2 separate regions of the Homo sapiens genome follow, and region 1 is linked to region 2. Evidence: chromatin contacts called from ENCODE Hi-C or POLR2A ChIA-PET data. All regions are on one chromosome and are shown on one strand. Each heading gives the region's core, a stretch centred on a gene start or an enhancer-like site at or near the end of the contact. The rest is flanking DNA. Distances are from core to core; before and after follow the strand shown.

Region 1 (3,940 bases), core at 786-3,285, 47 kb after region 2:
TCAAGTGATCTGCCCACCTCGATTGTTGTAATTGTAAATTCCCCACCACACACACTCACGTTTCATTTCTCCCTCCTCTGACATTAGTTCGCCTGACTTACGGAAGTCAGGGGACTTATCTCCTGACAAGGCTAGGTGATGACTTAGGAGAAGGAGGATCATGGGTCTCTGGCCTGAAGTAAGAGCTTCCCTCTGGGATAAGGCAGGAGTTGGAGGCTGCAGGTGCGAGGAAGGAAGCCAAGGTCAATGTCACATCTCACTATTCAGAGTGTGGTCTGGGGCCAGCAGCATCGGCATCATCTGGGGGTTTGTTAAAGATGCAGCATCTCAGGCCCAGCTCTAGAGCAACCGAATCAGAATATGCATTTGAAGAACATCCTAGCAAACAGATCTCCAGTCGCATTTGAAGAACATCCTAGCAAACAGATCTCATTGGTATTAGCTAATATCTACGATACTATCTGTATTATCTAACAGATAACCGACAAGCACTGCACATTGAGGTGTCTCTCTACCTATGTCATCTCTTTTAATCCTCAGAACAACCTGACACAGACAGTCTGACCCTCCTTTTTACAGAAAAGCAACCGTGGCTCAGAGAGGTTAACTTATTTGCCCAAGACCACACAGCTACCTTTCAGCAAAACATAGAGTTTAGCTGAATCTGGCTGATTCCAAAGTCACTGTCTTTTCCACCACATATCTGAAGTCCAGTGCTGAGTGGAGAAAAGAAAATTCTAGCAATAAGCCCTCACCACCCAGCAAGTCAGTGATGTCAGTCAGTATCCTGACTGAACAAATGCATGCAGACAGGCAGTTATCTGAATATTTGTCAGCAAGTTACAAGCCCAGTGGGTTGGGAACCCGGAGTGAGGATCCATTTCTGAAGGCCACAGGAGGACTGCCACGAACCAGGCTGCACCCCTGTCCTAGGGCATCTGTAACACTGAGCAGGGACCCCAGGAACAGGCAGACCTGACCAGCCCCACACTGGGAGAAACGCTCCAGACCAGCAGCCAGTTCTGAACCCGATGTAGCGGACAAGTCCGGGGCTGCATGCCAGATGGCAGAGCAACAAATTGCAGTTTCTTTTTTTTTTTTCAGAGGGAGACAGGGTCTTACTATGTTGCCCAGCCTGGTCTTGAATTCCTGGGCTCAAGCAATCATCCCGCCTCAACCTCTCAATGTACTGGGTTTACAGGTGTCAACCACCACACCTGGCCTAAGTTAAAGTTTCTTAAATCCTTCCCACCTAAAATCAAACCTGGGCTTGGGGGAAAGAAGCAGCTGTAAGAAGACCATCCTGAGGACAGGATACTGACTAAAGTCATTGCCTTGCTGGGTAGTGAGGGGTTTGCAATGTCATGAGCAGCTTTTGCTATGTGGTGAGCAACTGTCCCGGCATCTGCCGTCACGGGCTGGGAAGACCAGGTAAGAGTTGACATGCCCTGCTAGAGATGAACCCAAGGTGCTGTGGGCGGCCCCACCCAATATATTCTCCATGGAACCCAAGAGCCTTGTCAAGTTACTGCAAATGCACAGTCTTAGTTTCAAATCAAGGCCCTCCATCCATAACTGCTTGTTTCAAGGGAAGGTCGCTGCCAAACTATTTCTTCATTTCTAATAGGCACCTAGAAAGCAACAGAGGGATGGTAGAAAGCCACATGACAGCCATTTGGCAAAGCTTTTCAGAATTGCTTTTCTATTTTTCTGTTTTGTAGGCTCTGGGGTTCCATTGAGACTTCTACAGTCAAGCAAGGATCCCATTTCTTAACATTTTGCAAGCCTTTTTTACAAATGCCAAAAAACATGCCTAGGGCAGAGCCATGGACTTTCTGAGCTCTGTTTACTAAACCACAGATTGTGACAGCCCCAGAGCTGGTTGTTCCCATCCAATCTGTCCTTCACATTGTTACCAAATCTGGCTTCTTAAATCAGGCCTGTCACCCTGTTGTTCCCTTGCTGAAGGACTTCTATCACTGGTGGGAGCAAGTCCAACCTCGGATTTGCATTGGCACCCCTTCATCAGCAGGCCTGCTTCACCCCTGAAGCTTGGTACGTACTGTCCATCCCCCAGGGCAGGGAGTAGCCAAGCCCAGTTCCTTCGTGCCACTGGGCCTTCCTACCGCAGTTGTTTCTACCAACTGTGCTCCCTTAGGCAGCATGGTGGTGAAACCAAGCCAAGGCCAGAGTCATATGGCAACAGCCCCACAAACTATGTGTCCTCTGCCCAGCTGCAGGTGTCGCACAGAGGTTAGGTGAAGTGGCGTGCTGATAAAAGTTTAATAAGTGGCTCTCCAGGAGAGAAAATGTGTGCATATGTAGATGTAAACACATAGGTTTATTATAAACTTTACTGCTATATGATACACACAATCTGGTAAATTCCATATAGCCAATTGTTTCTTATGTATGCTTTCATTGATTTTTATTTTACTTATTTTTATTTTTAAATATAATAACCAGAGACAGGGTCTCACTATGTTGCCCAGGCTGGTCTCGAACTCCTGCCCCATCCTCCTGCCTCAGCCTCTCAGAGTGCTGTGATTACAGGCATGAGTCACCACACCCAGCAACTTCCATTGATTTTTGACAAACTCTCTTCTCTGTAGCCAACCAGTGTGGCAACTGATGAACAAGTATAGTTCTGGGATGGCTGTTGGTTGCTATTTTCATTTATGTAAACAACAGGAAAGTGAAACAACTAAGATCTGTGTCAGAATTCCACTCATTCGTCAATGATAGGAACAACTCCTTTACAGAATCAGATACAGTTGTCAAAGACTGGAGGAAGATTTTCTCAAATTTTTTTGTGTCATTCACAAAGTAATGGCTATTGATAGGCAGACTTTAAAGTTTTATCTGTATGTTTAATATTATCTCCCTCACTTCCTTAAGTCTAGACCAAGGGTTCCATAAAATTTGACTCTTACGAGCCAGATAGTAAATATTAACTTTGTGAGCTATTCGGTCTCTGTCACAACTACTCAACGGGGCCATTGTAGTGCCAAATCAGCCGTCGACAACAGGAACACAAAAGAGCGTCCCTGCTATGTCCCAATAAAACTTTTTATGAAAGCAAGTGGGGGCCCAGATTTGGCCCACAGGCTGTAGTTCCCAACCCCTTGTCTAGACAACCAATGAGACAATAAATCCAGCCTGATTTGTAGCGTTTGTTTACAAATCAGTTGCTGTGGCTATTTCAAGCTAACAATGCAAAGTCACTGCACGAGGAGTATGGGGAGGTGGTGTTCACCAGCTTGTAGAAATCTAATGTCATATTTCTACTGGTGTGAGTTTCCTAGGGCTGCCATCACAAGGTGCCACAAACCAAGTGCCTCAAACAACAGAAATTCATTGTTCCACGGTTCAGGAGACTGCAAGTCCAAGTTGAAGGTGTGGGCAAGGGGGGCTCCTTCTGTGAGCCCCGAGGGAAAATCTGTTCCCTGTGTCTCTCCCAGCTCCTGATGGTTTGCTGCCGTGTTGGGCGATTCTTGGCTTCTGCTGCATCGCCCCAATCTCTGCCTTCATCTTCACGTGACATCCTCCCTGCGTGCATATTTCTCTGTGCCCAAACTTCCTCTTTTTATAAGGACACCAGTAATATTGGACTAGGGCCCCACCCTAATGACCTCATCTGAACTAATTACATCTTCAACAACCCTCTTTCCAGATAAGGTCACGTTCTGAGATACTGGGGGTTAGGACTTCAACATATGAATTTGTGGAGGGAGGGAACACAAATGAACCCATAAGACCACCGTACAGTGACAATAGTCATAAAGAGCTTCTAGAGCATAGATAATAAAAAATAGTTGGGAGGCCGAGGCGGGAGGATCACGAGGTCAGGAGATCAAGACCATCCTGGCTAACACGGTGAAACCCTGTCTCTACTAAAAATACAAAAAAAAATTAGCCGGGCATGTGGCGGGCATCTGTA
Region 2 (3,793 bases), core at 10-2,509:
CTGGGCGACAGACCGAGACTCCGTCTCAGAAAAAAAAAAAAAAAAAAAAAAAAGAGTTGTGATTCAGTAAGTCTGGGGTGGGGCCTAAGATGTTGCATTACTGATAAGCTTTCAGGTGATGCCGGTGCTGCTGGTCTAAAATTTTGCTCCAACCTAGAGCATATGGAGAGATGCCTAGATTCCTGCAGTAAGCAGGATTTCAATATGCTGGCAAAGACCATCTCTCAAGGAAGTTAACGTTGTGTTTTTGGTTTGGGGTTTTGTTTGTTTTGTTTTGTTTTGTTCTGTTTTTAGTGTTTAAGACACAAATCAAGAGCTTCCAGTTCGGGGTGCCTAACAGGCAACAGGAGATGTAGAATTGGACTTGAGACAAGAGAGTAGGGCTGTGGATGGTTTGGGGAACCATCAACAAAATGTGTAGATAATTCCATAGATAGACTCATAGACAAATAGATGAAATATATGGAAGAGACCTCAGACTTCTCAGTCCAGGGCACATTCTCATGTTGGTTCATGCAAAACTCCATTTTTGATTTTTAAAAAGAAATTCTTTAACTTATTTATTCATTCATTCCCTTTTATCTCCATCCTCCCCACTACAAGCCATTTTCTAATGTGTTTGATGTGTATCCTTCTATTTCGTTAATTTTTCTTATATATAATATTTCATGTGCACTTTTTAATTTTTTATTCAGGTATAACATGGATACAGTAAAGCAAAATAACCTTAAGTATGCAGCTTGTTGAATTTACATGTATGTATACACCTATGTAAATAGCACTCAAACCATGAGCTAGAATATTTTCTGCAGCTCTGTGTTTTTTTGTTTTTGTTTTCTTGAGGAGGAGTTTTGCTTTTGTTGCTCAGGCTGGAGTGCAATGGTGCGATCTTGGCTCACTGCAACCTCCGCTTCCCAAGTTCAAGCAATTCTCCTGCCTCAGCCTCCCGAGTAGCTGGGACTACAGGCACCTGCCACCACGTCTAGGTAATTTTTGTATTTTTTTTTTTCTAGTAGAGATGGGGTTTCATCATGTTGGCCTGGCTGGTCTTGAGATGGAGTTTGGCTCTGTTGCCCAGGCTGAAGTGCAGTGGTGCAATCTAGGCTCACTGCAACCTCTCTGCCTCCTGGGTCCAAGTGATTCTCCTGCCTCAGCCTCCCGAGTAGCTGGCATTACAGGCATGTGTCATCACACCCAGCTAATTTTTCTATTTTTAGTAGAGATGAGGTTTCACCATGTTGGCCAAGCTGTTCTCAAACTCTTGACCTCAAGCAATCCGCCCACCTTGCCCTCCCAAAGTGCTAGGATTACAGGCGTGAGCCACCACACCCACACCCGACCCGCTGTGCATGTTTTAAATTTACGTAAGTGACATTGTGCAAAAGAGAGCATTATGTTTCTTACCTCATCCCACGAAACAATGTTTTCGAGGTTGATGTGTGCTGCTGTGTTTACATGCTATTCATTCCAGTTGCTTCCGATTGCTTCATGGTGTCCCTATTATACATCTGCCACATTTCATTTGACATTCCTCAGTGAAGGATGTTCAAATTGCTTCCAACTCTCTTTTCCACAAATAACACTGGAATGAACATCCTCATTCATGTTCTTTTATAGACCCATAGGAGATTTTTTTTTCTGTGATTTATAAGTAGGAAAGTGAGTACTGAGTCATAGAGTGTACACATACTTATTTTAACTAAGAATTGCCAGATTGCCTTCCAGAAAGGCTCTACCCATCTGCACTCACAAATACTTTATTCTGTAGTCAAATTTATGTTTCCTTTTAATTTGCACTGTGTTAAGCTGGACTCAAGGCAACTAGGTTTTATTAGGGTTACATTTAGATTGTGCCTATGAATGGCAATTCATTCAACCTCTTAAAAACTCTTTACTGAGCACCCACGATACACTAGGTACTCTTCTGGGTGCTGGAAATATAGCTGTGAAGAAGATAAAATCTCAACCCACATAGAATTTATTTTCCAGTAATTAAAACCATCCAGTGAATAAGATCACTTAGGAAGAGAGAATAGAGTGAGTAGGAAACAAAACCAAGGATGGAATTCCAAAAAAAAAAAAGATTAAAGGGTTGAGAAACAATGGACATGGTGGCTCTTGCCTGTAATCCCAACACGTTGGGAGGCCGAGACAGGAGGATCACTTGAGCACAGGAGTTCAAGACCAGCCTGGGCAACACAGTGAGACTTTGACAAAAAATGCAAAAAAGGCCAGGCATGGTGGCTCATGCCTGTAATCCCAGCACTTTGGGAGGCCGAGGCAGGCAGATCACCTGAAGTCAGGAGTCCGAGACCAGCCTGGCCAACATGATGAAACCCCGTCTCTACTAAAAATACAAAAAATTAGCTGGGTGTGGTGGCAGGCATCTGTAATCCCAGCTACTTGGGAGGCTGAGGCAGGACAATCGCTTGAACCCAGAAGGTGGAGGTTGCACTAAGCCAAGATTGCACTACTGCACTCCAGCCTGGGTAACAAAAGCAAAACTCCATCCAAAAAAAAAAAAAAAATTAGCAAGGCATGGTGGCATGTACCTTGTGGTCCTAGCTACTCAGGAGACTGAGGTGGGAGGATGGATTGAGCCCAGGAGGTAGAGGCTGCAGTGAGCCATGATCGTGCCCCTGCACTCCAGGCTGAGTGACAGAGTGGGACCCTGTCAAAAAAGAAAGAAAGAAAAGAAAAGGAAAGAAAGGAAAAGAAGGAAGGGATAGAGAGAAAAGGAGCCCTGTAGGGAGTCAAAAATATTGTTCTGAGAAGTATCAAGAAAACCAAGAAAAAGTGATGACAGAGGAACCAAAAAAGAGAGTTTCAAGTAACGTACACTCTTCAAGAGGTAATATAACTAAGAAGCTGTTGGTCACCAAAGAGGCTGTGGCACAGCCATTGGTGGAGAATGGGAGAATAATGGAGTAGTACACAGCCTGTGGTCCTCAGCCATGTTCACTCTGCCATGGTAGCAATGTCCCTAGACCAAGCCCATGCCCTCCACTTTTCTGAAAGCAATGGGACCCTCTTCTTTTCCCTTGGTCTGCATTCTTTTCTGAGAAAGTCCATCTTCACTTAGTGAACTGACCTGGCTCTTTCATGCCTCTAGACCAGAATATATCTTCTGAATTTTGGTGTAAATACCACTTTGTTTAGCAAAACTTTTTGCTGATTATTCCAAAGAGTGGGACTCTGGTCCTAACCAAAAATTTGGCCAATCAGTGTGAACATTACACAATTCATCTTTAGAATTAAAGAAGTTGGCCAGACACGGTGGCTCACGCCTGTAATCCCAGCACTTTGGGAGGCCGAGGCGGGTGGATCACGAGGTCAGGAGATCGAGACCATCCTGGCTAACATGGTGAAACCCCGTCTCTACTAAAAAATACAAAAAATTAGCCGGGCATGGTGGCACGCGCCTGTAGTCCCAGCTACTCGGGAGGCTGAGGCAGTAGAATGGTGTGAACCCGGGAGGCGGAGCTTGCAGTGAGCCGAGATCGTGCCACTGCACTCCAGCCTGGGCGAGAACGAGACTCCGCCTCAAAAAAAAAAAAAAAAAAAAATAGAATTAAGGAAGGTGAAAGAATGGGGAATGAATAGATTTTTTTTTCTAGTCTGACAGTTGGAAAGACAGCTTCAGATGTTCAGATGTCGTATTATTGCTGCTACGCAATGACAGCAACTTTACCTTGGTCCCATTGCTTTCCCTCACCCCTTTTATCACCGTTTATCATGTACGGTTGTGTTTTTTTTTTTTTTTTCCCGCAAAATGTCTGTTCCATGTATTCAA

Evidence for each region. A loop is a pair of places that touch in the nucleus more often than their neighbours do. ChIA-PET counts read pairs that join two places held with the same protein, here RNA polymerase II (POLR2A).
Region 1: a loop to region 2 is called in a map of PC-3, with 8 times the contacts of the local background. The contact joins two enhancer-like sites. A Hi-C loop is called at or near these places in 5 of 168 maps with a recorded cell type or tissue (PC-3, breast epithelium, gastrocnemius medialis and 2 more) and 1 of 37 single-sample maps with no recorded cell type. POLR2A ChIA-PET finds 5 or more read pairs at or near these places in 7 of 52 experiments (A673, AG04450, H1 and 4 more).

What each region holds. Positions count from the first base shown.
Region 1 is chr6:14,886,781-14,890,720 of GRCh38, forward strand. All of the region lies in intron 2 of LOC105374945 (a long non-coding RNA gene), which reads right to left. Among named protein-coding and RNA genes, the nearest start is that of JARID2-DT, 360 kb to the right of the region's middle. Within about 2 kb of position 2,036, at least 9 of the 41 ENCODE cell types and tissues checked have a DNase peak (open chromatin) inside an H3K27ac peak, as active enhancers do.
Region 2 is chr6:14,840,677-14,844,469 of GRCh38, forward strand. No RefSeq gene overlaps it. Among named protein-coding and RNA genes, the nearest start is that of JARID2-DT, 400 kb to the right of the region's middle. Within about 2 kb of position 1,260, at least 2 of the 41 ENCODE cell types and tissues checked have a DNase peak (open chromatin) inside an H3K27ac peak, as active enhancers do.